Linked DNA regions of Homo sapiens: region 2 is linked to region 1. A link is a loop called in an ENCODE intact Hi-C map of the cell type or tissue named here. Cell type or tissue: breast epithelium. All regions are shown on one strand. Each heading gives the region's core, and the rest is flanking DNA. Links, peaks and the distances in the headings are about the cores only.

Evidence for each region. Peaks named below come from ENCODE experiments on the same cell type or tissue, not always from the same donor. Only the 100,000 strongest peaks of a DNase experiment are listed, where the experiment ranks them.
Region 2: it touches region 1 in a loop (14-fold over the local background); 1 of 110 quality-filtered maps calls a loop at or near these places.

What each region holds. Positions count from the first base shown.
Region 1 is chr1:230,260,917-230,277,419 of GRCh38, reverse strand. It overlaps GALNT2 (polypeptide N-acetylgalactosaminyltransferase 2), which reads right to left. Exons shown (of 16, transcript NM_004481.5): 12 at 14,755-14,847; 13 at 14,415-14,498; 14 at 12,053-12,179; 15 at 2,856-2,975. LOC124904542 reads left to right here and starts at 5,310. Exons shown (of 5, transcript XR_007066928.1): 1 at 5,310-5,750; 2 at 7,695-7,785; 3 at 8,926-9,117. RefSeq lists enhancers at 8,176-8,684, 8,685-9,194, 9,195-9,703, 9,704-10,214, 11,303-11,803 and 1 more and a silencer at 8,711-8,940. In breast epithelium, for the core only: no CTCF peak of the experiment used is centred there; no DNase peak of the experiment used is centred there; H3K27ac peaks cover 1,684 bases.
Region 2 is chr1:230,407,843-230,415,842 of GRCh38, reverse strand. All of the region lies in intron 1 of PGBD5 (piggyBac transposable element derived 5), which reads left to right. Among named protein-coding and RNA genes, the nearest start is that of PGBD5, 14 kb to the left of the region's middle. In breast epithelium, for the core only: no CTCF peak of the experiment used is centred there; no DNase peak of the experiment used is centred there; H3K27me3 peaks cover 801 bases.

The DNA.
Region 1 (16,503 bases), core at 901-8,900:
GGAATCTGATTCTGGCCACTGGAGGGACTGCCTGTCATGTGTCAAAGCATCAGCTAAATCAAGAACCTTAGAAAAACAACAACAAAACCCCAGCTCCGTCTCGCACAGGTGGCCTTGTGGGCTCTGATCTGTCTGTCTGATGGGATTGTGGTTGGGGGTGGGGAGCGCAGATTTTCAAGGCAGTCAGACTCTACTGAAACAGCCCCCACATCCTCTCTAATAGCCTGAGTCTTGGGGTTTAAAACCTAACAGATCCCCATTTATACATGCCATACATCCAGAAAAACTTATTATTTATAGGTCTTTTCATGCTTCACAAAGGTCCTAAGCCGTGTCAGTTATGGTTCCCCAAAACTGGGACTGAAGCAGAAACACCTGTCAATTCTTGAAATTAAGCAATATTGAAGTAATATTTGTTTTTTAAAAAGGTGTCAACTAAAGTCATCACTTTATCAATCCATTACATCCAAAGACATCTCTGCTCCGTTACATCCCAGGGGAATGTGTTTGAGACTCACCCAGTACTTGGCTCAGCAGATGCCAGCCTTGCCCTCGAGGAGCTTCCTCTCGAGGGGCCAATGAGTGAGGCAATTTCTAGGTGGTTTGGGTCCAAGCGGTGCTAGCCTTCTCTTGTTTAACAGGCACTCCCTTACACATTTTGGTATCAAGTCATCAACACAGATGGACATTTAGAGATGCGGATTGTGAGCAGAACCCTAGAGAGGGGCTCCCACTGCCAGGACAGGCTGGGACTCTGCAGAGCAGGGAAGGAGGAGCACCCAGAGCTGGCGCAGGGGTTTGGAGACAGACAGGTGAAAGAGGGCCCTCTGCAGGCGTCTCCCTGACAACTGGGGTCAGAACCGGGGACTCGGTCCTGGCCTTGGTCTTCCCAGATGACTCCAGGGTGGAGGCAATGACTTTCTGAGACTTTTCTGTTGTGAAATCAGGGTTAGACTAGAAGCTGGCTTAGGCTCTTGGCTCCAGTAGGTTCTGTGCCTCAGTTTCCCTACATCCCATCTATCTCTAAGGACCGACTGTAAGAACAGGGGCAGGCACTCCAAGTATGGGCATACAGGGAGGACCTTTTGTGCTTGCATTTCTATTCCTGACACTAACTGTTACCCCATGCCTTGAGAAAGGGTGTGTCCACAAGCTGCCACAAGGGAATACGTCAGAGAAAACCGGCTTACAAGGCAGGTAGAAAGTCTATTCTGAAATGTTTAAAGAAACTGTGTGTATATGTGTGTGTGTGTATATATGTATATATATGTGGTGTGTATATATATGTATATATCTGTGGTGTCTATATATGTATATATGTGTTTATATATGTATATATATGTGGCATGTATATATACGTATATATATGTGGCATGTATATACGTATATATATGTGGCATGTATATATACGTATATATATGTGGCATGTATATATACGTATATATATGTGGCATGTATATATACGTATATATATGTGGCATGTATATATGTATGTATCTGTGGTGTCTATGTATATATGTGGTGTTTATATATGTATATATCTGTGGCATTTATATATGTATATCTATGTGGCATGTATATACATGTATATATGTGGCATGTATATTTGTATATATATGTGGCATGTATATATATGTATATATCTGTGGTGTATGTATATATGTATATATATGTGGTGTTTGTATATATATATGTGGTGTGTATATGTGGTGTGTATATATATGTGGTGTTTACATATGTATACATGTGGCATGTATATATGTTGTGCTTGTATATCTATGTGGCGTATATATATGTGGTGTTTATATAAATGTAGCATGTATCTATATGTATATATATGGTGTGTTTATATGTATATATATGTGGCGTTTATATATGTATATCTATGTGGCATGTATATATATGTATGTATCTGTGGTGTGTGTGTGTATATGTATATATATGTGGTGTTTGTATATATGTATATATGTGGCGTGTATATATATGTGGTGTGTATATATGTGGTGTTTACATATGTATATATGTGGCGTGTATACATGTGGTGTTTATAGATGTATATGTGGCATGTATATATATGTATACATATGTGGTGTGTATATATATGTGGCGTTTATATATGTATAAATGTGGCATCTATATATACGTATACATGTGGTGTGTATATATGTATATATGCGGTGTTTACATATGCATATATGTGGCATGCATATGTATATATATGTGGTGTTTATATATGTATATATGTGGCAGGTATATGTATATGTGGTGTGTATATATGTATATGTGGTGTGTATATATATGTATATATATGTGGTGTGTATACATGTATATATATGTGGTGTGTATATATATACGTATATATGTGGCATGTATATATGTGTATATATGTGGCGTGTATATATGTATATATGTGGCATGTATATATGTATATATGTAGCATGTATATATATGTGGTGTGTATATATGTGTGTATATATATGCTCACATATATACACACATAGACACACACACTTGCATTATGTATCGAGTACCATCCATGTGAACATTAATCATTTAGAATTTTTGTAAATTGAAATAGAAAAAAGTATTTGATGAATAAACAAAAGTAGATAATTTCTCTTTAAATTTTCAGCGGCATAGGGAAGAGAATGAGAATATAATCAGAAATAAGCAACATTAGGTTTGTGGCTTAAGTCTAATAGGGCAGCTAGACATTATTCACAGTGATGCAAAAGAACACATAAGTACACGCAGAGATGGATGCTTTGAGAGGCAGCACAGAGCAAGAGGGCGCAGGCCGTGGCTACCCTGGTCTGGGTTAATCACGGGCACCCACGGGTGCCTGCAAGCCGTACCTGTCTGCTGTCATTTTCTCGGCAGCCCTGCAGCTTTATAAGAGAGCCCGGTGCCCGGTCCACCACAGTAAGGCACAAATCCATGTGCTTCACCGACTTCTCCTTCGTCAAGGCCCATTCCTGGAACACAAAACCAGAAGTCAGAGGCGTGCTATGCACCGGGCTGTGAAAGGAAAGAAGGGGCATCGATGAGGGCTCAAAAAGGAAATGGGTCACGGGGTGGAGCTTAGATTCAGAACCCCTGAGCCAACTGAGAACGAAACAATTACTTTTTGCCTAAGGGCAAATTTATAACATCAGAGATGTGGGAGAACCTCACAACTGAGCAGTAAGTTGGCTGAGTGATGTGCAGAAGTGCTTTGAGGACCTCAGTAACTAAAATAAAACTATTAACTATTTTAGCCCCAAATACAAGTTAGACTGCCTTGTTCATTTTTCTATAATTCAATGTGAGCTGTAAAAACTGTGGCACAAGCTTGGTTATACACCAGGTAGACAGTTGGCAACTGGTCCACCCATGCTATTTTGGAATGACTCTGCCCTCATGCAGGTATGGCCTGCAAACAGCATTGATGAATGTGAACTGTAGTAAATAACACATTGCATATGTAAGCAAAATATATCGTGTATAGCCTCCTAAGTGAATGCTAATTGATCTATGGGTGCTCATGAAGCCCTCTGAAAACTGGAGGAATAGATCTATGAATTTCTTTGAATACATTACAGCTAAATTTAATGGGGTGCTATGTGCCAAGCATTATTTTAAGCCCTTTATACAACAGCTCCATGAGGGCTATTATTATTCTCATTTTATAGATGAGAAAACTGAGCTAGAGAGTGTTTAAATAACACACCATGATGTTAACAAACAAACACACACATATATGTACAAACACACACAAGTTAAAGGCTGTGACAGGGTGAGAGGACAACCATTTTGGATACTAAATGAGACATGGTCCCAGGTGGCAGAGGAGGCCGGAGCCTGTTCCAGGCAGGGCCACAGCAGGGACTGGAAGGTGAGGCTTCTGACCATCACTCTCCATTTGTCCCACTCAAAGGGATGAACACCCCTTAATATCGAGGGGCAGCAAGGCCCTTTCCAGTTTAAAACCCCACAGGGACTCACTATCCACTTCCATCCCCTTCCTCTCTAAGCCCCAGCACGCTGCAGTGGCCCTCCCCTCCGTCTGTCTGTCTGTCTTTCTATCGGTCTGTCCCATGACCACCTGCTGCACACCTGTATGACACCGGCGCTGTCACAGAGCCAGGCTCCCTTTCTAGTGGGGAACATGAAAGACACACAAATAAATGTATTCTGCAACTTCAGGCACTATTATGTGCTATGAAGACACTGTTTTTTTCTTGGTTCTTGGAAACAGAGGTAAGGAAAGGAACAAATAGTGTTTAAAGAAGCCTCACTGTCTAGTATCTGTATCATGTTGGAACAAATAGTCCGTCATTAGAAAAACATTAAAAGGTGAAGATGCAGCCCGGTGTGGTGGCTCAGGCCTATCTATAATCCCAGCACTTTGGGGGCCAAGGCGGGAGAACTGCTTAATGCCAGGAGTTCAAGATCAGCCTAGGCAACATAGCGAGACCTTGTTTGTACTAAAAATAAAAAATAAGTTGACCGGGTGTGGCAGTGCATGCCTGTGGTCCCAGCTACTTGGGAGGCTGAGGTGGAAGGATTGCTTCAACCTGGGAGGCCGAGGCTGCAGTGAACTGTGATTGTGCCACTGCATTCTAGCCTGGGTGACAGACCGAGACCCTGTCTCCAAACCGAACTGAACCGAACCGAACCAAACCAAACCAAACCAAACCCTAAAGATTCTAGCATTCAGACCTTATACAACCACTGGCGGGATGCACCATCTCCAGCTCTCAGCATCAGCAGAGGGGATGCAGAGGCACGGACACCCGTCTAGGAATCAGTGAAGACACCTTCACCTGTCTGAAGACTTCCTCCTCCCCTAACAGGGAGGGAGGCTTGGGCAAGCCTGCTCACTTCCCGGGTCTTCCATTTTCTCACCTTTTAATTAGTGTTCCTCACATTCTACTCTGTGAGGAATCCTAGGAAAGACGGATTCTAGGTCAAATGAATTTGGGAAACAGACTTTGTGCTGTGTTTATCTCTCGGAAATTCAGTCTATTAAAGGCTCTGAAGAGTCCTAGAGTAGAAGCACCTGCTTGGCCTGTGCACTGTAGCATTCCAAACACGGCATGGAGGCAGCCCTGACCCACCCAGCCCTGCCGGCCACCTTCTCTGGGGAAGGCCACCCGACCCTGAGTCGAATCCCAACATTCTATGATGCTGTCATTCAACATGGGTGAGTTCCAGCCAGCTCTTCCAAGCACCCACAGGCACTCACGTCACCCATACTCTAGGACAGTGTGACATCATAAAAATAATTATTTGGTCTCTGGCACAATCACAAGGCTCCTAAAACCCTTGTCATTTCCTGAGCCACAGGGGTTTTAGGAGCATCTTTCATTCTAGTGTTTGGTCTTTGACCCCGGTTCCCAACAAACAGCTCCTACTCCCTTGGAATTTATTGGGTGATGGGAGTGTCTTGTTCTAATGAAGCAACTCTAATGGGCTCCTGGACGGGGCTGGTCACCAGAAAGACCAGGTTATGCTGAGAAGCTTGAAACCGTCAGTCCCCCGCCACCCCATCCTCTGGGAAGGGAAGAGGAGCTGGAGATCATGCCCATGTGATGAGGCCTCCGTCAAAGTCCTTGCACTCCGGGATGTGGCTGCCGGACATGCGGAGGCGCTGGGAGAGCGGCACACCTGGAGAGGGCGTGGAAGCTCCAACACCCCACCTCCACACCGCGTGCTATGCATCTCTCCCGTCCAGCTGCTCCTGGGTTTCAGTCTTTCCTAATGAACAGGTAAGCCACGAAGTAAACCGTTTTCCTGAGTTCTATGAACTATTCTTGCAAATGAATGAATTCAAGGCGAGGTCGCGGGAGCCCTGATTTACAGTCAGACAGCAGGTGACAACTTGGACTTGTGACTGGCATCTGGAGTAGAAGCATCTTGTGGGAGGAAGCCCATAACCCGTGGGGTCTGTGCTAACTCTGGGTAGGCAGTGTCAGAACTGAGTTGACAGGCATGACACTCAGTGTCCGCAGAGAATTGGAGAATTGGAGAATTGCTTGGTGTGGGGGGAAAAGCCCACAGGGCTGGTGTCAGAGGTGAGAAGTTTTGTGAGAGTATAAAGGAGGAAAAGCAGCTTTTTTCCTATTCACTGGGTCACAGAGTATGGAAGGTGTGGAGTGTAGAGAGGAAGCCGTGTGTGTTTCCCATAGGCAGATGGCGTTCAGGATGGAGAGGGCCAGGAAGAAGCACATTGTTCCGTCCCTGCACTCACAGGGGCTGGGGACACCACCAGGATGTGTGAAACTGTGGTACACAGAGACGCCCACTCACAGTGAAGAGGAGAGTCCTGAGTAAGAGGGACAACGCTGGTATGGAGAAGGGTTCCAGACTGTCCCTGGCAGCAGGTGTTGGCGGATGCTGGATGGTCTGCTGACACCCAGTTAAAGATCATGTCTGAATGTTTTTACAACCTCCTTGCTATTGTGTGCTTAATTACTGTAAAGCAGACTTTACACAGGATTCCAGAAAAACTAATTCAGCTGGGCAAACAACAGAGCTAGTTGCCGTTTTGTTCTTCTGTTGCATTTCAATTATCTGAATTTGTAAAATAAAGTTCATAAATATTTAAGAAATGCTTTTTTGAGCTGCCACTCTTAAAAGGCATGGCCATTAATTTTCTCATTTCCTGTGTGTCTGCCAAGGCTCAGCCGGAAACCAGATAACAAACCTCACTCTTCCAAAGCACCAGGCCCTATTTTCAGTTGGGAAATATTACTTACCCTCTCGTTTCTCATCCGTGTCACACGCTATGCAAAAAAGCATCACTTTCTATCGGTTCAGAGAGGACTCACGCACAGTGGGTTTGTGAGCTGGAATATCTGAGCCGTACTGTCTAATGTGCTAGCTACAGGGCACCCAGGGCCATTTGCATTTAAATTCACCAGAATGAAATGAAATTAAACTTGTAATTCACACTAGTCATATTTCAAGTGCCCAGTTGCCACAATGTGGCTGATATACTGAATGGCAGATGTAGAGCATCCCCATCATAGCACATGGTTCTATTGGAAAGTACTGATAGTAGCCCACTGGCCCCAGACTGGCCCAGGCAGTAAGGTGCTCCCAAGCTGAGGGTGTAACATACATCATGTCATCCTGCCATCTCACATCACATTGTATGTGCTGATGTGTTCATCTTTCCACTAGAAAACGCTTGCTCCTCAACTCCTATTTTTTAAAAATTTTTATTTATTTTTTTGAGACAGAATCTCACACTGTCACCCAGGCTGGAGTATAGTGGTGCGATCTCGGCTCACTGCAACCTCCACCTCCCGGGTTCAAGTGATTCTTCTGCCTCAGCTCCCCGAGTAGCTGGGATTACAGGTGCCCACTACCATGCCCAGCTAATCTTTTGTATTTTTAGTAGAGACGGGGTTTCACCATGTTGGCCAGGCTGGTCTCGAACTCCAGACCTCGTGATTCACCCACCTCAGCCTCCCAAAGTGCTGGGATTACAGGCGTGAGCCACCGTGCCCGGCCCTAATTTATTTTACATTATTTTAGGAACATGGTCTCACTCTGTTGTTCAGGCTGGAGTGTAGTGGTGCAATCACAGCTCACTACAGCCTCGACCTCTTGGGCTTTAGCAATCCTCCCATCTCAGCCTCCTGAGTAGCTTGGACTACAGGCACAGGTCATCACAACTGGCTAATCTTTTTTTTTTTTTTGTAAAGACGGAGCTTCCCTATGTTGTCCAGCCTGGTCTTGAACTCCTGGCCTCAAGCAATCCTCCTGCCTTGGCTTCCTAAAGTGCTGAAATTACAGGTGTGTACCACTACAGCAGGCCAAATCCTCATTTAGAATCACTTGTTAGCTCTTAGAGATCTGGTGGTGCCCTCTGACCCTAGACAAATTAGATCAGGCTCTCTGGGCATAGCACCTGGCATCAGCATTTTGTAAAAGTTCTCTGGGCAGGCTGGTTGTGGTGGCTCACGCCTGTAACCCCAGCACTTTGGGAGGCTGAGGCATGTGGATCACTTGAGGTCACGAGTTCGAGACCAGCCTGGCCAACATAGTGGAATCCCGTCTCTACTAAACATACAAAAATTAGCCGGGTGTGGTGGCACGTGCCTGTAATCCCTGCTACTTGAGAGGCTGAGGCAGGAGAATGGCTTGAACCTGGGAGGCGGAGGTGGCAGTGAGCCGAGATTGCACCACTGCACTCCAGCCTGGGCAACACAGCCAAACTCCGTCTCAAAAAAAAAAAAAAAGCCTGGGCAACACAGCCAAACTCCGTCTCAAAAAAAAAAAAAGAAAAAAAAAATTTCTCTGAGCAATCCCAGGATGTGGCCATTGGAGGGGGACAGAGAGTGAGCAGGGAGTCAGCACTTACTGCTGGAAAGGAAGGGAAAGCCCACATGTGAGAACAGTAATGGCTGCACAACAGCAAGAAGGAAAAGCAAAAGCAGAGTGGGAGACACACCCTGCAGACCCGATCTTGTTCACTCCTTGGCACAGCCCTTTGCTGACCCCTGAAGTTGGTGCAGAGGCAAGGAATGGGCGCTCTGTGTCAAAGGTCTGTGCTGTGGCTGCCCTCAGCACTGTGCAGAGAGGAATCCTGGAGACTCTCTACTGGGCAGGACCGGGGGGTGAGGGCCACAGCCCTGAAGGCGGGACACAGGCTGTCCTCCTGAGGGCAGGTGAGGAGGGTCACAGGCAGCAGCTACACAGACAAAGTCTTTGGTTCCCGTAGACCTGCCACCTCCACAGGGCCCAGACTCTGTCTCGTGTTACTAGCTGTGCGGTAATTAAGGTGCAATGCTGGCGGGGGGTGAGCCAGTCACAGAGCCTGACGCACAGGGGATGAAGCTGGGGCCCGAGACTCTGATGACGAACTCTCTCGGCCGGGGCCTGAGCACACGCTTCTGTTTAATGTGCTGTAGCGTAAGGTGTGTCGCTTTCCAGCAGAGGCGCTGACACAGAAAGGAGTGACCTCTCCAACCTTCCATAAATCATCAGAACACTGCAGAGTGACAGTGGGAACTCCAGAGATTAAACACGGAGGTGAGGCTGGCCAGGGATCACAAGAGGCCCAACACCCAGACAGTACGGAACCTGGGTGGGCACCTCGTCCGTTTTGTCATCCACAGACCAGAGGTAAGCTTCACCCAACCCTACACGAATTATCCACATGTCTGCATTTGGTGAAATCTGCATTAATGCTGTGTGATCGACCAAGCCTTGCAGCACCGTCTGTCCGGTTTAGATGAAACCCAGCTTGCTGAGAATGAGACCCATCATTTCCCCCTCCCTCACAGAGCTCCACTTTTCTGAGGGCATTTCGGTGGATTTTCACTATGGTTCTAGATGGAAACACATAAAACATCTCTCCCCAAGCTCACTGCTTTCCAGATCTCAAGAACAAAGCCCAAACCATGGAAATAAACACGCTGTTATCAGTGTAGAAGGAACACAGCCAGCGGAGACGCCTCCTCCAGTCACACCTGGACCACAGCGGGACCCACAGCAGCACCGCACGGCGCCCTCCATCACCTCTGAGTGAGTCCCCTGGGCCCCCCGCTTCCCAGCAGTGACTGAGAACACAGTTAACAGCAGGGTCTTGGATGGAGGAGCTACAAGGACACAGAAGCATGGACACGGTGGGGATGGCACCTTCCCCTCCGCCTCTGCCCACCCCACCAATACCAGCTGGCTCCTCCTCCTTTCACCCGCTTCGTCTTCCACTCTGTTTGTTCTTCCCTCCCCCTGTATGGGTTCCTCCCTCCAGGTGACTCCTGACACGGGTGGGGCCTGTGACGAGTACCCAGGGGGGCTGACCTGCTACAGTGTGAAATACCTAAAACTGGTCCCTCAGGCTATAGCTGAAGGCTGGCTTGTGTGTGCACCCACACCTGAAGCCTGCTCCCTGGGGAGTGTCCTCACAGCCCAGAGGCTACACACAGACGCCAGGCCCTGGGAGCCTGGGAATGGCATGCAGTCCTGCCACACAGCAGAGGGAAGCCCAGTGATTAAACATGGAGGTGAGGGCAGCCGGAATAACAGGAGGCGCAGCCACCTGGACAGCACAGAGGTGAGCAGGTGCCTCCTCTGTTTCATAACCCACAGTGGCTCCTCTGCTCAACTGTGAGTTCTGGAAGGCAAGGGATTGCTTTGTTTGCCTTCTAATCCCTTTCTCTAGCAAAATAGTACTGCCAAGTAAAAAACCCTCCAACAATATTTATCAAAAGGACAGAGATCAATGATATGAAGTCATGTACACGAAACAGAGAGCAAAACAAGCTCTGCATCTGAGTAACAGAAAAAGAAGAAAGAAGCAGCACATGAGTCTAGGTGCATGTGCACAAGGAAGAGAGGGGGACTGAGCCCGGGAATCAGGAGAAGAGAGCTGTTGTGTGAGAACGTGATGAGCATATGTGCTATTGTGTGTGTGTGTGTGTGTGTGTGTGTGTCACACACGTGCACAGGCACTGGAAGCACACTCATATCTGTCGGCAAACCTGACCCATTGGCTCTTACCCAAACATAGCATCACATTTAGCTATTCTGAACCATCGAGACTGTTGACGCTGATACGGAGAATCCAGGATCAACTCTACCAAAACCACACGAGAAAATGAGGCTCTCTCTCATTTTCTAACTCATCAACGCCAAGTATCTTCTATTTAAGGGCTGGAGATTTAGGGGAACCAGGGCCAGGCCCTGGCTACCTGCCCCATGCCCATGCTGGATGGGGACTGGCCCAGTCAAGCCCCAGGCAGGCAGGTTCCTCTCTCTCTTCTAATTTAGGATGTCCAGGCCATTGCAAGTAACTGCTAAAACCACATCACCAAGTGAAGAAAGGAGTCAAGGTATTTGTGGATTGCAGTCTGCCTGGACACTCACTTGGGAGGAGGACCCAGCTTTACACAAAAGCACATGCCCCCTTTCAAAAATACTTCCAGTTAAAGAAAGTTAAGAAATCAATACATTCAGGATACACACACGGAGTTAACCTGCCTTTTTTAAAACTGCAGGCTCTCCCAGTGCCAGGCAAGTTTTCAGGAAGGGGGTAAGAGCACACAGGATTACCCTTTGGTGCATGAAGCTCACATTTCACCCAATTCCTATTATTATCTCATGGGAAAACTGTTTTTAGAATCCGAAGTCTCAGCTGGGCCCATCAAGCCTTCATTTTGTCTCTCCTTTGCAATGATGGGAGAAGAGAAGGTAGTGGGTTTTTCTGTTTGTTTGTTTGTTTGTTTTTTGAGACAGAGCTTTGCTCTTGTAGCCTGGGCTGGAATGCAATGGTGTGATCTCAGCTCACAGCAACCTCTGCCTCCCGGGTTCAGGCAATTCTCCTGCCTCAGCCTCTCGGGTAGCTGGGATTACAGGTGCCCGCCACCACGCTTGGCTAATTTTTTTTTTATTTTTAGCAGAGATGGGTTTCACCATGTCGGCCAGGCTGGTCTTGAACTCCTGACCTTAGGTGATCCACCCACCACAGCCTCCCAAAGTGTTGGGATTACAGGCGTGCGCCACGGCGCCTGGCGGTTGTGCATTTTTATGCCTCTCAGAAAAGGTGTGTATGTGTGCAATGGAAGCAATTAATACTGAGTATCTTCTATCTTAAGCTATTATCTAACAGGCAGGGGCTATAACTAGCAGCCGCCTTAGTGCCCACAGTTAAGAATCTGTTGTATAGGCATACCAGGCAGGAGGTGTAGACATCATATTCTGGGGCCAGACGCAGAGGCAGAATGGGTGCTTTGCGGTTGAGTGCACATGGCCGAGAGGACAGAGCTGGCAGGAAGACCAGGGCCCTGCAACCAGCAACTGTGACCAGTGCACCCTTGCCGCTGCAGCAGAGCCTGGTCCGAAGCTGATGACAGAGCTGATGCACCAAAGTGTGTGACATTCTATCTGGCCCTGGTGCTGGCTGCCAAAGAGGCTGTGGCCAGCAGGAGCCAGGTGCTTCCTCATAGACATCACCCATCCCAGGAGAAAGGTGGCAGCTGGGACTTCTAACATCAGGACCCCCCCAACTCCTGCTCTCTCTGGGCCTGCAGGTGACCTGGCTTCCCCATGCACATACCTGGTTTCCCCCAGCATTGTGACATTCATAAACTCCAACCACACCATCAGCAAAGTGTCCCAAAGTGTCGAGGCAGTTAGTTCCCTGCTGCAAGGCCCCAAAAGCTATATCCTGATGGTCTGGAACCCTGAAAAACAACGTGAGAATCACCTGCTTCACTGCACATGACCACCAGCTCCCGTCCACCAGCCCCTTTGCTCAGTGGCCTCATGACAGGTGACAGGAACGAGAGAAAGACCCAGTGACTAGGCATCGTGCCTCTTCCTACCACAGGTAGTGTGTGTCAGGGACACGGCATTTCTCCCAGGCTCTGGACTTCCAACACTTTAAGACTGTATGTTGCAGAAGTATTCTTTATATTCTATATCAGGTCATTTTTTTTTTTTTTTTTTTTTGGAAAGGAAGGAAAAGCTCCTGATACTCTTCAATGTTAGTCTTATTGGAAGTCATTTAGAAAATCAATGTGGTCAGATCCTGTTGCCTTGAACTTTCCAATACACTTAGGATCTGACCTTTATCCAGTAAAGACGGGAAAGGTGGGCAGACTTGTCAGGTGGTCTAATGTGAACAAAGCCACAGCCACGGGGAAGAACAACGTGCTTCAGAACCAGATCCAAACCTCAGCCCACCTCTGCCAGGTGCTGGCTTTCAGGCAAGACTCACTTTCTCTGAAGCTCGATTTGCCCTTTGGTAGGCTATGGGCTACCCAGATCTGCTGCAAGTGTTACATAGAACATTTCGTGTAAAGCACACGGCCCAGTGCCTGGCTCGTAGGAGGCACTCAGTAAACGGCGGTGATATTACAGACACAAAACACGAGGCTGATGTCTCCCTCACCCCCCACAGACAGGGGAAGCAGATTTGCCAGCCAGGATGGTGCTCAGTGCCTCAGATGTGGTCTTCAGTGGGTGCGGGGCCCAGTGTCACTACAAACCATGGGTGACCTCTGTGAGAAATGGCAGTCAACTGTGACTGAAAAAGCAAAGTGAGTGGCATGGTTGGGTTAAAATCCACTGAATTGAAGCCCCTCTTTGGCTGACGGAGAGTTGATGAGCAGCCGCCTTAGTGCCCACAGTCAAGAATCTGTTGTATAGGGACACCAGGCAGGAGGTGTAGACATCATATTCTGGGGCCAGACACAGAGGCAGAATGGGTTCTTTTGGGTTGAGTGCACATGGCCGAGAGGACAGAGCTGGCAGGAAGAAGACCAGGGCCCTGCAACCAGCAACTGTGACCAGTGCACCCTTGCCGCTGCAGGTGACCATCGCTGGTGACCATCTGGTGCTCTCAATCCCCAGCAAAAGCTGTCCTGCACGGCAGGGATCCGAGGGAGAAGGACGCTGTGTTCTCTCCTGTTCTCCTCCTAGGGGGCATGGGCCACCTGGCGCCTGGCATGTTACTTGAAAAGCAGAGGAAACGGTTCCAAAGAGCCAAGTGAGCGAACAGGAGCAACAGAGAGAGGCCGCATTACCTAACTGTCCAACAAATCTCCGTGACAAGGGCTCTGAAGGAGCTGTTAGCGGAAAGATAATGGTGGCAAGTCTTGCGTTCGCAGGCACTGTGCTGGAGATATGTGAGCCGCTGTAAAATGCTCTGGGAATATTTAGAATAAGGAATGTGCCGCATTAAGGCACGACCTGCCTGACAGTCCCTTTAAGAAGATGAAGTGCAGATGGCTCCTCCACCCCAGCGGATCTATAGGTCTTCTCACGAGGTTATCAGCAGGTCCCTCCAGATGGGGAGCTCGTATTCGCTTAAAACAAGAGGCTGGGTGTGGAAATAATGCTCAGAAAGGTGTTTCTGCCATGAATCCTCCGGAGGGACGTGGGGCAGCAGCATTATTACTTCCGTTTCACATGTGATTAACCTAGCTGGGAGGAGGGAGCCTCGTGGGGGCTGTTATCTGCTGGCCCACAGGAGCAGCAAGGGTGAGCGCAGCAGATCGGAGGCATGCAAAGGCGCCTGGCGGGGGGATCGAGGGCTGGCTGCAGACACTGCATGCTTGCGGAGGCTGGGGACTGCTCCTGGTCACTCGAAGAGCCTGTCAGACACCAGTCCTTCAGGTCACCCAGCCCATCACCTTGCCAATGGAGAACAAGCCAAAAACAAGGTGAGGCCCGGGGGACTGCCTCTGGGACTCCGAAGCATGGGAGGGCAGCTCTGCAGGACAGAGACAGCAGCAGGCCAACTTGGGAGCAGATTCTCAGCTCCACACCATGGAGTGAGACCACAGGCTCTCACTGGGGCCCAGGTGCCCAATCTCATGCCTGCAGCCCCACCTCCATTTCCCCTCTGCTGCTTCTATGGCCTTACTGGCTTCTAAGCCCTTACAAAGTGAAACCCCAGATCCCTGGGGACTTACCTTAACTCTGGATAGACATTTTCAAGGTACCATTTGAAAGGCTTGCAGCTGAGTTTCTTCCTAAGCTCCAATCTGCTCTGAATACTGGAGAAGAGGGAAATAAGATTCCTTTATAAATTTTAAGAATAGATGGGCTTTCTACATCAAACTTGAAAATCTGCTGAGGAGAACAGGGTTGGGGCAGGTGGTGTGGTGTGGACTGCCCATGCTCCTGTGCCCACAACCCCTTCCCGCCTTGGCACCTGGGTAGCTGAATTCAACGCTGGGGGCAGCCCCTTACCTCCCACCCCCACACCCCAAGAATCCCCAGTAATTGTGAGAAGGCAGAACTGCCACTTACTTTCCATAAGGAACGTTTCTAGCAGAAGGCACTGCTGCATAATAGAAATTTTTGTATTCATCCATCCAGACCTCTGCTGCCCGGCGGGTGTTTCTAGAAAGAAAATAAATCTTGAGGTGTGATTTCCTTTCTTTCTGTCTGCATCACTCCATTTGCACCTGTCTGCTGGCGTGTGACTGAGGCGGCTCCCTCTGGGTGTGCAGCAGCTCCAGCTGGGATCACGGCACACAGCAGAGGGTGGGCTGTCCCCACCAGCACCTCGAGCTGGACCTGTGGGGAGCCAGCCTCAGCGGGTGCTTACTGAACCATTGGAATGGCTTTCTTGTCACACAGATGGTCAAAGGGCAAAAGGCAAAGTGGAAATTACAGCACGAGCCAATATTTTAAAGGAGGGACTGGGGTCTATATCTTAAAGAAGGACAAAAGAAAGTTACTCTTTAAAAACTCTCACATTACGCGTCCACAGAGGGCCGGGGCCACAGAGCACAGCAAGGAGATTCCAGGCCCCACGGCCTTCTCCGTCACGGCTACGACACTATCAGACAGCTCTGCATTAAAGTTCAGACTACATAAGATAAGAGTTCCTGGGAAAATCACTTTCTTTTCTGCGGGGCTAAGCTGAAAGACTGCCATGTTTGCACTAGCTTTTTTTTTTTTTGATGGAGTCTCGCTCTGCTGCCAAGCTGGAGTGCAGTGGCGAGATCTCGGCTCACTGAAACCTCCGCCTCCCGGGTTCAAGCGATTCTCCTGCCTGAGCTTCCTGAGCAGCTGGGACTATAGGCATGTACCACCACACCCAGCTAAAATTTTTGTGTAATTTTAGTAGAGACGGTTTCACCACATTAGCCAGGATGGTCTCGATCTCTTGACCTTGTGATCCACTCGCCTCAGCTTCCCAAAGTGCTGGGATTACAGGCGTGAGCCACCGCGCCCAGCCGGCTTTTCTAGAAGGAAAGAAAACCATGTACTTAAATCTCATAGAGAGAACCATGATTTGCCATAAATAAAGCCCCTGGGACAAGCTACTCTTGAATGTCTGACATGCATTAAAAGCTATCATCTGCATAGGTATCAGCAGTGTATTCTGCCAAGAATTATCTTAAAGCATCCATGAAGTAGCAAGCACACAGCTAACCTCTTTGCTCCCATATTCTGGTCTCGGCTATAAGGTGGACTCCCACTTCAGGCTATAGCTAGCCCTCCTTAAGAACCCCATAGGAAGGCACTGTGTTCTTCCAAAATAAATACAGTAAGGAGGTAATGCTCGCCTTTTAAAATAATTCCTTAAAATGGCGAAACTTTCAACTGATCTGAGATACCATTATTAAAATAATTTCTGTATGGGGCCTATATCTTTCATATAAGGTGATATATATACTTTTTCATTTTAGTAAGTAGAATATGGACTATTATCCATAATGCCATTCAACACAGATAAGAACATATGAATGCACCTATTCTCTGACCCAGCAGCTCTACTTCTAGAAATTTATCTCAAGGCAGCAATCAATTAGGAATGAAATATACATGTGAAAATATGCTCACTTCTGCTTTGTTTATAATAGCAAAAAAAAAAAAAAAAAAGAGAAACTTTATGACTAAATATGAGGAAGGAATCAAATGAAATATTCTGTGACCACTAAAAACATGAGTGTGCATCTTACATGTTGACAGAAATGATGTCCTGGACTTGTGGGAAAATAAAATAGTTTGCAGAATTGCATATAGTGGATATGTGTGTAGAGGCAG
Region 2 (8,000 bases), core at 1-8,000, 140 kb before region 1:
TATATGTGGGTCAGATCAACTAATTTATAACAAGTCCCTTGCAAAGGGCTCTGAACCAAAGATGATCATTGCATAGCAAACCTGTCTTCCCCCATTGCCTTGTATTCTGGGAAATGGCTGCACCTCTTGGAGTGAGATGGGACTGCTGCCTGGTTTCTGAACAGTGCAACGTAAGCAGACGTTCTCACTGAGGTCTGTCATCTGCCTGCCCATGGGGGAAGAGAGACCCACATGGGCAGATGACAGGCCTCACTGGGAAGTGGTCACTGCACTCATCTCTGCCAGGCAGCAGACAGGAAGCCAGTAGATAAATTCAATTTTGATGTTTCAAAGCCTCCAGCAAGCTTCCCTGGCAAAAGCAACTGCAAATGGAATCTGTCACCTTAGGAGTAACCAGATAGGGAAGAAGGAGAGACCTATTTTCTCAAGTTTGAGAAACAGGGTTACAAAGAGAATATAAAGGATCAGGATACAGGGAGATTTTTCTGGGAGGAAAGACTGTCAACAAGTGGAATCACCCAGAGTGGTTAGTGGGCATCTTTCTTATTTGAGCACTTTTTTTTTTTTTTAGACAGAGTCTCGTTCTGTCACCCAGGCTGGAGTGTACTGGTGTGATCACAGCTCACTGCAGCCTTGAACTCCTGGGCTCAAGCAGTCCTCCCACCTCAGTCTAAGACTGCAGTCTCAGCGGAGACTACAGATAGGCGCCACCATGCCCACCTAATTCTTTTTAATTTTTTTGTAAAGACAAGGTCTCACTATGTTGCCTAAGCTGGTCTGAAACTCCTGGCTCAAGCCATCCTTCCACCTCTGCCTCCCAAAGTGCTAGGATTGCATGCATGAGCCACTGCACCTGGCTTATTTGAGCACTTTATGCGTTTGGGGAAGGTGACATCTTCCACCAGTGCCATCTTAAATAAGTGTTCCCAGGAATTCCACTGCTGAGTTTGTGGGTGTGGATCACATGAAGACGTGAGGTTCTGTGAGTAGACATTCACTTCAGAATGCACATGTAAAGCAGTCTTCATCTCCTTCCTTATCTGACGTAATGACATTTGCTTCCTTCAGGTCCCAGCATCGAAGGTGAATACAAATGTCCTATTTGGTTTGCTCTTTAGTGCTGATATTTCAGCTGAATTGCCTGTGTGTTTTCCTTGGCTGCATTTTCTTAGGCGAGCTGGGGTGTTGGAGCACAGCCTGTGGCATCTTAGGGGGATGTGCATTCAGAGTGCCAGTGGAGACCTGGAACAGAACCTCATTGGAAATTGAGACAACAGTTGTTTTTCTTTAAGATCGAAAGAGGTAAATTACAGGTAAATAATAGCAAGGGTAAACTCACACCTTGTATTATAAATGTATAGACTCGGTCTCTTCCAGAAGTGTAGCAGAGAAGAAATACAAACATTCTGAAAAAGATTAGGTAAATTTAGGAAGAAGGCAAATGACACTGGGGAAATTGGAATAGTTGAGAGAGTGCAGCCCCCATTTCTGAAGGTAGTGTGTGGGATGCTTTGGTGGGAAGGAGGGAAGATCCGCGGCTGTCTTTGGTTCTGCCTGTCAGAAAGGCATTGCGATGTGCACAGAGCTTTGGAGACACACAGACACTGGTCCCAGCTCTGCCTCTAGATTGTCATCTCCCAGAGGGGTGACTCCAGGCACCAGATGGGATTATATAGGGTCCTACACAGGAGACATTCAGCCAAGTACCCTTTGTACTGTCTCTGGTGGGCTCCTAAGAGTGATCCAATGTTCGTAATCCCAAACGACTAACCTAAGTCACATGCACCTTGGGGTGTGCCAGCGTTCCTTCACCCCATCAATTTATCAGCTGCAGAGGTAGAAATTTTAACATGAAACGGAAGTAGAACAGCCCTGAGAAGTTTTTGAGTGTAGGCTTCATATCTTCTTTCAAATACATTTCATACATTTGGCAGATATTTATAGAGTGCCTACTCTGCACCAGGCACTATGTTAAAAACTGGGGATTGATAAGAAGCAGAGGTTCTAGCCCTCAAACAGCATAACTCCTGGTGGTGAAGACAAACGGCCGATCCACAGATAGTTGTGATGCAGCGTAAGAGGTGCTGACACGAGCAGGTTGTCCTAGGTCCTAAGGGAACACCCAGCAGGAGACAGCGTGAAGGCATCTTTAGAGCCACAGAAAACATGATAGATGCAGATGGTACCAAGGGAAACCAAAGGATGACATGAAGTTTCATGCAGTATATTTTTTTAATGATTTAAAAAATCTCCATTGCATTTGCTTTTTTATACCTGCTCTCAATCATAATCTTGTCTGTTTTTGCACATCCTCCCTCTCTTCCCCTCCCCGCCCTTTTATGAGATGGGGGTCTGTGCTCTGTTGCCCAGGCTGGAGTGCGATGATGCGATCACGGCTCACTGCAGCCCCTACTTCCCAGGCCCAAGCAATCCTCCCACCCCAGCCTCCTGAGTAGCTGGGACTACAGGTGTGTGCCACCATACCTAATTTTTTGCTCGAAATTCTGCTCCCTAACAGCTCCAGAATATCTCCCTCTGAGACAGAATAGGGAGGTTGGCAAGCTGGGAGTCTGGTTCCGGGTGGGAGTGTGGATGGCTGTGCCTGAGTTCTGAGCGGCATGCCACCAGTAGTCTGATTCATATTTCCATTAGGGAGTGCAACTGAAGGTAATATTTACCACAAAGCACAGTAAGTCCTCACTTAACATCATCAGTAGGTTCTTCTGCAACTTTAAGCAAAACAATGTACCGCAGGCCCTTGAATAATGTCTTTTTGTTATAATGTTGATGAGAAAAAATACTGGTTTTCTTACATTATTTTGCTTAAAGTCACAATTTCCAAGAACCTGTTAATGACTTACTGTATGTTACCCTGAAACTTGGACTGGGAAGGCAGGTGGTGGTTGTGGATTTAAAAACAAAAGGAGGACTTTTTATTAGTCGTTGTGATATTGCATGCAATCTTTAAAAAAATTATGCATGCGAAAATATATACAGTTGACTCTTGAACAACACAGGTTTGCACTGGGTGGGTCCACTTATACACAGATTTTCTTCCACCTCCACCCCTGAGACAGCAAGACCAACCACTCCTCTTCCTCCTCCTCCTCCTCAGCCTACTCAGTGAAGATGATGAGGATAAAGACTTTAGGATGGGCCGGGCGCGGTGGCTCATGCCTGTAATCCCAGCACTTTGGGAGGCCGAGGAGGGTGGATCATGAGGTCAGGAGATTGAGACCATCCTGGCTAACATGGTGAAACCCCATCTCTATTAAAAATACAAAAAATTAGCCAGGTGTGGTGGTGGGTGCCTGTAGTCCCAGCTACTCGGGAGGCTGAGGCAGGAGAATGGTGTGAACCCAGAAGGTGGAGCCTGCAGTGAGCCAAGATCACGCCATTGCACTCCAGCCTGGGCAACAGAGCGAGACTCTGTCTCAAAAAAAAAAAAAAAAAAAGACTTTAGGATGATCCATTTCCCCTTAATGAATAGAAAATATGTTTTTTCTGCCTTATGATTTTCTTAATATCACTCAACAGTAGGCTATTAGTAGTTGAGTTTTGGGGAAGTTGAAAATTATACATAGATTTTCAACTGGGTTGGGGTCAACCCCTTAACCCCTGCATTGTTCAAGGGCCAACTGTAATTTCGTTGATAAGCATTAATATAATATTATACATGGTTCTTGACTGGAGTCCTTTTTCTGACCCTTTTCCCTTTTTTGTTGGAATTTCCCTCCCTTCTCCTTCTCTATCTCTGTCCACATAACCCATGTAGAAAACTTGGTGCTCATACATGAACACATTTTTGCATACATGTACATGTGTAGGGTTTTTCTTTTTGGGGGGAGAGTTCATTGTTTAACAAATACGGGTTTGTTTTATATACCTTTTGTCAAGCTCTTCTCATGAATATCTTCTATTTTACTTCATTTTTAAAAACTTTTATTAAATGCCTTTTTAGCATTTGTTGCTATTATTCCTATGATTCTGTAGTCTTTTCCATAATTAATTTGTTGACGAAGTGAATTTTATTGATTTCCTGGTACTGAGGTACCCTTATGTTCCTGGGATAAACCCAGGTTGGTCTCAGTATGTAGTTCTCTTTGATACACAGCTGAATTATGTTATTTGCTAATATTAGTTCAGAGTTTCTGTAACAAATCAATCATAAGCCAGATTTGTTAATAATTTCTCATCTCTCAAGTTTGGGAATTAAAATTATGCTTGGCTTCATAAATGAATTGGTTTATTATTTCTTAATTGCCTTTTGCCATTTAATAGTAGAATCACGGGTTAGATAAAACTCAGCTGTGAACCTGTCTGGTCATGGTGACTTTTTCTGATTTTTTCCACTTACTGAATCAGTTTGATGATTTATATTTAGGAAATCATTTGTTTATTCTAAGGCTTTCAAATTTGTTGACATGAAGTTCCATGCAGTATATATTTTTAATGATTTAAAAAATTTCTACTGCGTTTGCTTTTTTATACCTGCTCTCAATCATAATCTTGTCTGTTTTTGCACATCCTCCCTCACTTCCCCTCTCCGCCCTTTTTTGAGATGGGGGTCTGTGCTCTGTTGCCCAGGCTGGAGTGCGATGGCACGATCATGGCACACTGCAGCCTTTACTTCCCAGGCCCAAGCAATCCTCCCACCCCAGCCTCCTGAGTAGCTGGGACTACAGGCGTGTGCCACCATACCTGACTAATTTTTTTTTTCCTTAATTTTTTGTAGACAGGGTCTTGCTATGTTGCCTAGGCTGGTCTTGAGCTCCTGGGCACAAACAGTCTTCCCACTTCAGCCTCCCAAAGTGCTGGGATTACAGATAGTGTGAGCCACTGTACCTGGCCTCTCTCCCTTTTCCTTTACTCTTCCCCTACCTTTCCCCTCACCACCCCCACCACACTCACCTTTTCTTTATCTTATGCTTAATTGGGCATTTGAGGGGTTTTTCTATTTTATTGGTCTCTTCAGAGAGCCAGCTTTGGGCTTACGTGTCCTTTTTTATTTTTTATTAGTTTGAACTTTTATCTTTTTTGTAAAATCTTCCTTTTGAAGTAGAAGCTGTCCTTTTCTAATTGCTTAAGATTAGTGCAAAGTTCCTTTTTATTTGTAAAATACCTTCATTAATATTGAAGGCATTTGACACTAAAGTCTCCTCAGAGTAAATCTTCTGGAGTGTTCTATAAATTTTGATATGAAGTGTTCTCTTTTCCCTTGCTTTCAAGATATCCTCCAGTTCCCCTTTTGATTTCTTCTTTGATCTAAGAATATGTTTCTTAATTTCTAAGTAGTTAAGATTTTTTGGTTACCTGATTATTTAATCCTCATTTTATTGGATTGTGATCAACGAAGTATCCTTTAAATTTTTAATTTTAAAGGTTTGCAAAGGTTTTCTTTGTTGCCAAATATGCAGTTAATCTTTAAAAATGTGGCATAGGTGTAAGAAAAAATATATATTCTTATTTGAGGGAAGTAAGGGTATCTGTTGATCTATTTCTCTTCTTCATGTCTTTATTATTTTCTCTCTGGGAAATATTCTCATTTGAGAAATAACTTTTTGTCATGTTCTTGAATTTTAAGAATTTTTAGTTGCTGTATTATTTGGTGCACACATACGTCTACCTTTTATATTTCTTCCAAAACCATGCATTTAGTAATACCACTCTATCCATCAGTGCCTTTAAGCTCAAGTCCAGCTTGTCTGCTGTTAATTTTGCCATCCCTGCCTTCTTCTTTGCATTTGCCTGGTATCTCCTTGTTTTGTGTATTATTTTCAACCCTATTTGTCCTTTTAGGTATGTCTCTTGAACAGCATAAATTTATATATATTTTTAACACAACCTTATAGGCCCTTTAGTTGGATAAATCAATATGTACACATTTAAAGTAATAACAAACAGGCTTGATTTTATTTCTTCCACCTTATTTTATTGATTCAGCTTTTTTTCTCATTTCCCCATTTTTGATATTTTGATCAAGTTGTTTATCCTTTTTTTTTTACTTGATAATATGGAAGTTCTTCACTTTCCATTTTTTTAGTAACAGCTTTATTATAAAATAATTCAGCCATTTAGTGTGTACAATTCAGTGGCTTTTAGTATATTCACAGTTGGTGAAACTATTTCCATCACCCCATAAAGAAACTTTAGCCATCTAAATTACCATTAATCTCCTTTCTGTCTCTTTAGCTTTGCCTATTCTAGACATTTCATATACATGGAATCATAATATGTGGACTTTTGTGACTGGCTTCTTTCAGTTAGTGTAATGTTTTCAAGCTTCATCCATGTTGTCACATGTCTCAGTATTTCAGTCCTTTTTCTTGTTGAATAATATTCCATTGAGTGTATATACCACATTTTATTTATTCATCAGTTGAACATTTGGGTTGTTTTCACCTATTGGCTATTATGAATAATGGCAAAACCTTTATGTACAGGTTTTCGTGTGGACATGGTTTTCATTTTTCTTGGGTATATACCCAGGAGTGGAGTTGCTGGGTCATCTGATAACTCTGTATTCAACGTTTTGAGAAACTACCAGGCTGTTTTCCAAAGTGACTGTACCATTTTACAATCCCAGTGGCAGTGTATGAAGGTTCCAGTTTCTTCATATTCTTGTCAGCACTTGTTAATGCCTGTTGTTTTGATTCCAGCCTTCCTGGTAGGTGTGAAGTGGAAGCTCATTGAGGTTTTGACTTGTGTTTCCTGAATGACTCATGATGTTGAGCATCTTCTCATATGCCAACTGTCCATTTGCATATCCCATTTGGAGAACTGTCTATCAAAGTCTTTTGCCCATTTTTAAATTGAGTCATTTGTCTTTTTATTGAGTTGTAAGAGTTCTTTATATATTCCGAATATTCCTTATATAGTCTTATCAGATATATGACTTCCAAGTTTTTTCTTCCATTTAGTGGGTTGTCTTTTCACTCTCTTCATGATGTCCTTGGAAGCACAAAAGTTGTACATTTTGTGACATCCCATGTATCTATTTTTCTCTGGTTGCTTGTTTTTGGTGTCCTAGCTAAGAAACCACTGACAAGTTTGAAATCACTGAGATTTAACCCTATGCTTTCTTCTAAGAGCTTGATCATTTTATGCTTGCATTTACATCTTTGGTCTATTTTGAGTTTTTTTGGTATATGATGTAAGGTTTCCATTTTTTCTTTTGCATGTGGATATTCAGTTGCTTCAGCACCATTAATTGAAAAAAACTGCTTTTCCCCCATTGAATTATTTTGACACCTATGGTCAAAAATCAATCGATTGTAATTTATTTTCTATTTTAATAACTGTCCCTTTCTTCTTGACTACTTCGCAATAAAATATGTATTGCTCTACAGTCATTTGAAAACAGTATGCTATTTCCCCAGGTAAGACTACTTTCCCCTCAACAAGACCTTCTATATCAGGAATTCTTATTTAACTTTTATCATACTCAGTCCCAGAGATTGATTGTTCTTTTACATTACATGCATACATACATACAAGATACATCAAATATACATTTTTGTCCAAGTGGGTAAATGTTTGCTTAAGTCAAGACGAAGCCAATTATGGAAGGAATTTCTAGGATACAAGAGTACTGCCTGAAATTTTGTTTAAAAAATTTATACTGTATTAGATTCAAAATTATAAAGGTTGACAATGTAGTATAGATATAATAACCTCTCATGCTGTCAGTGGCTTGATTGTACCTGTAGTCACTCTACCACACATTTGTGAAAATTAAGAGCGATTCAGTTGGGACTGGGGACTGGGCAAGGCAATTTGGGCTACAACTGTGAACACAGGGTACTTCTGCCAGTGACGTCTCCACCATTCTCTCCAGCAGTAGCTCTCTAAGGTAAAGACTTACCTTCTTTTCATCTCCTAGACTTGAGGATTTGACCAATCCACAGGATGATGCAGTTTCATGGACACAAACCCATGAACAAATCCTTGGTTCACTGCTTAGAGGTATTCTTTGAATATTTTTAGGAGTAAATTTCAGA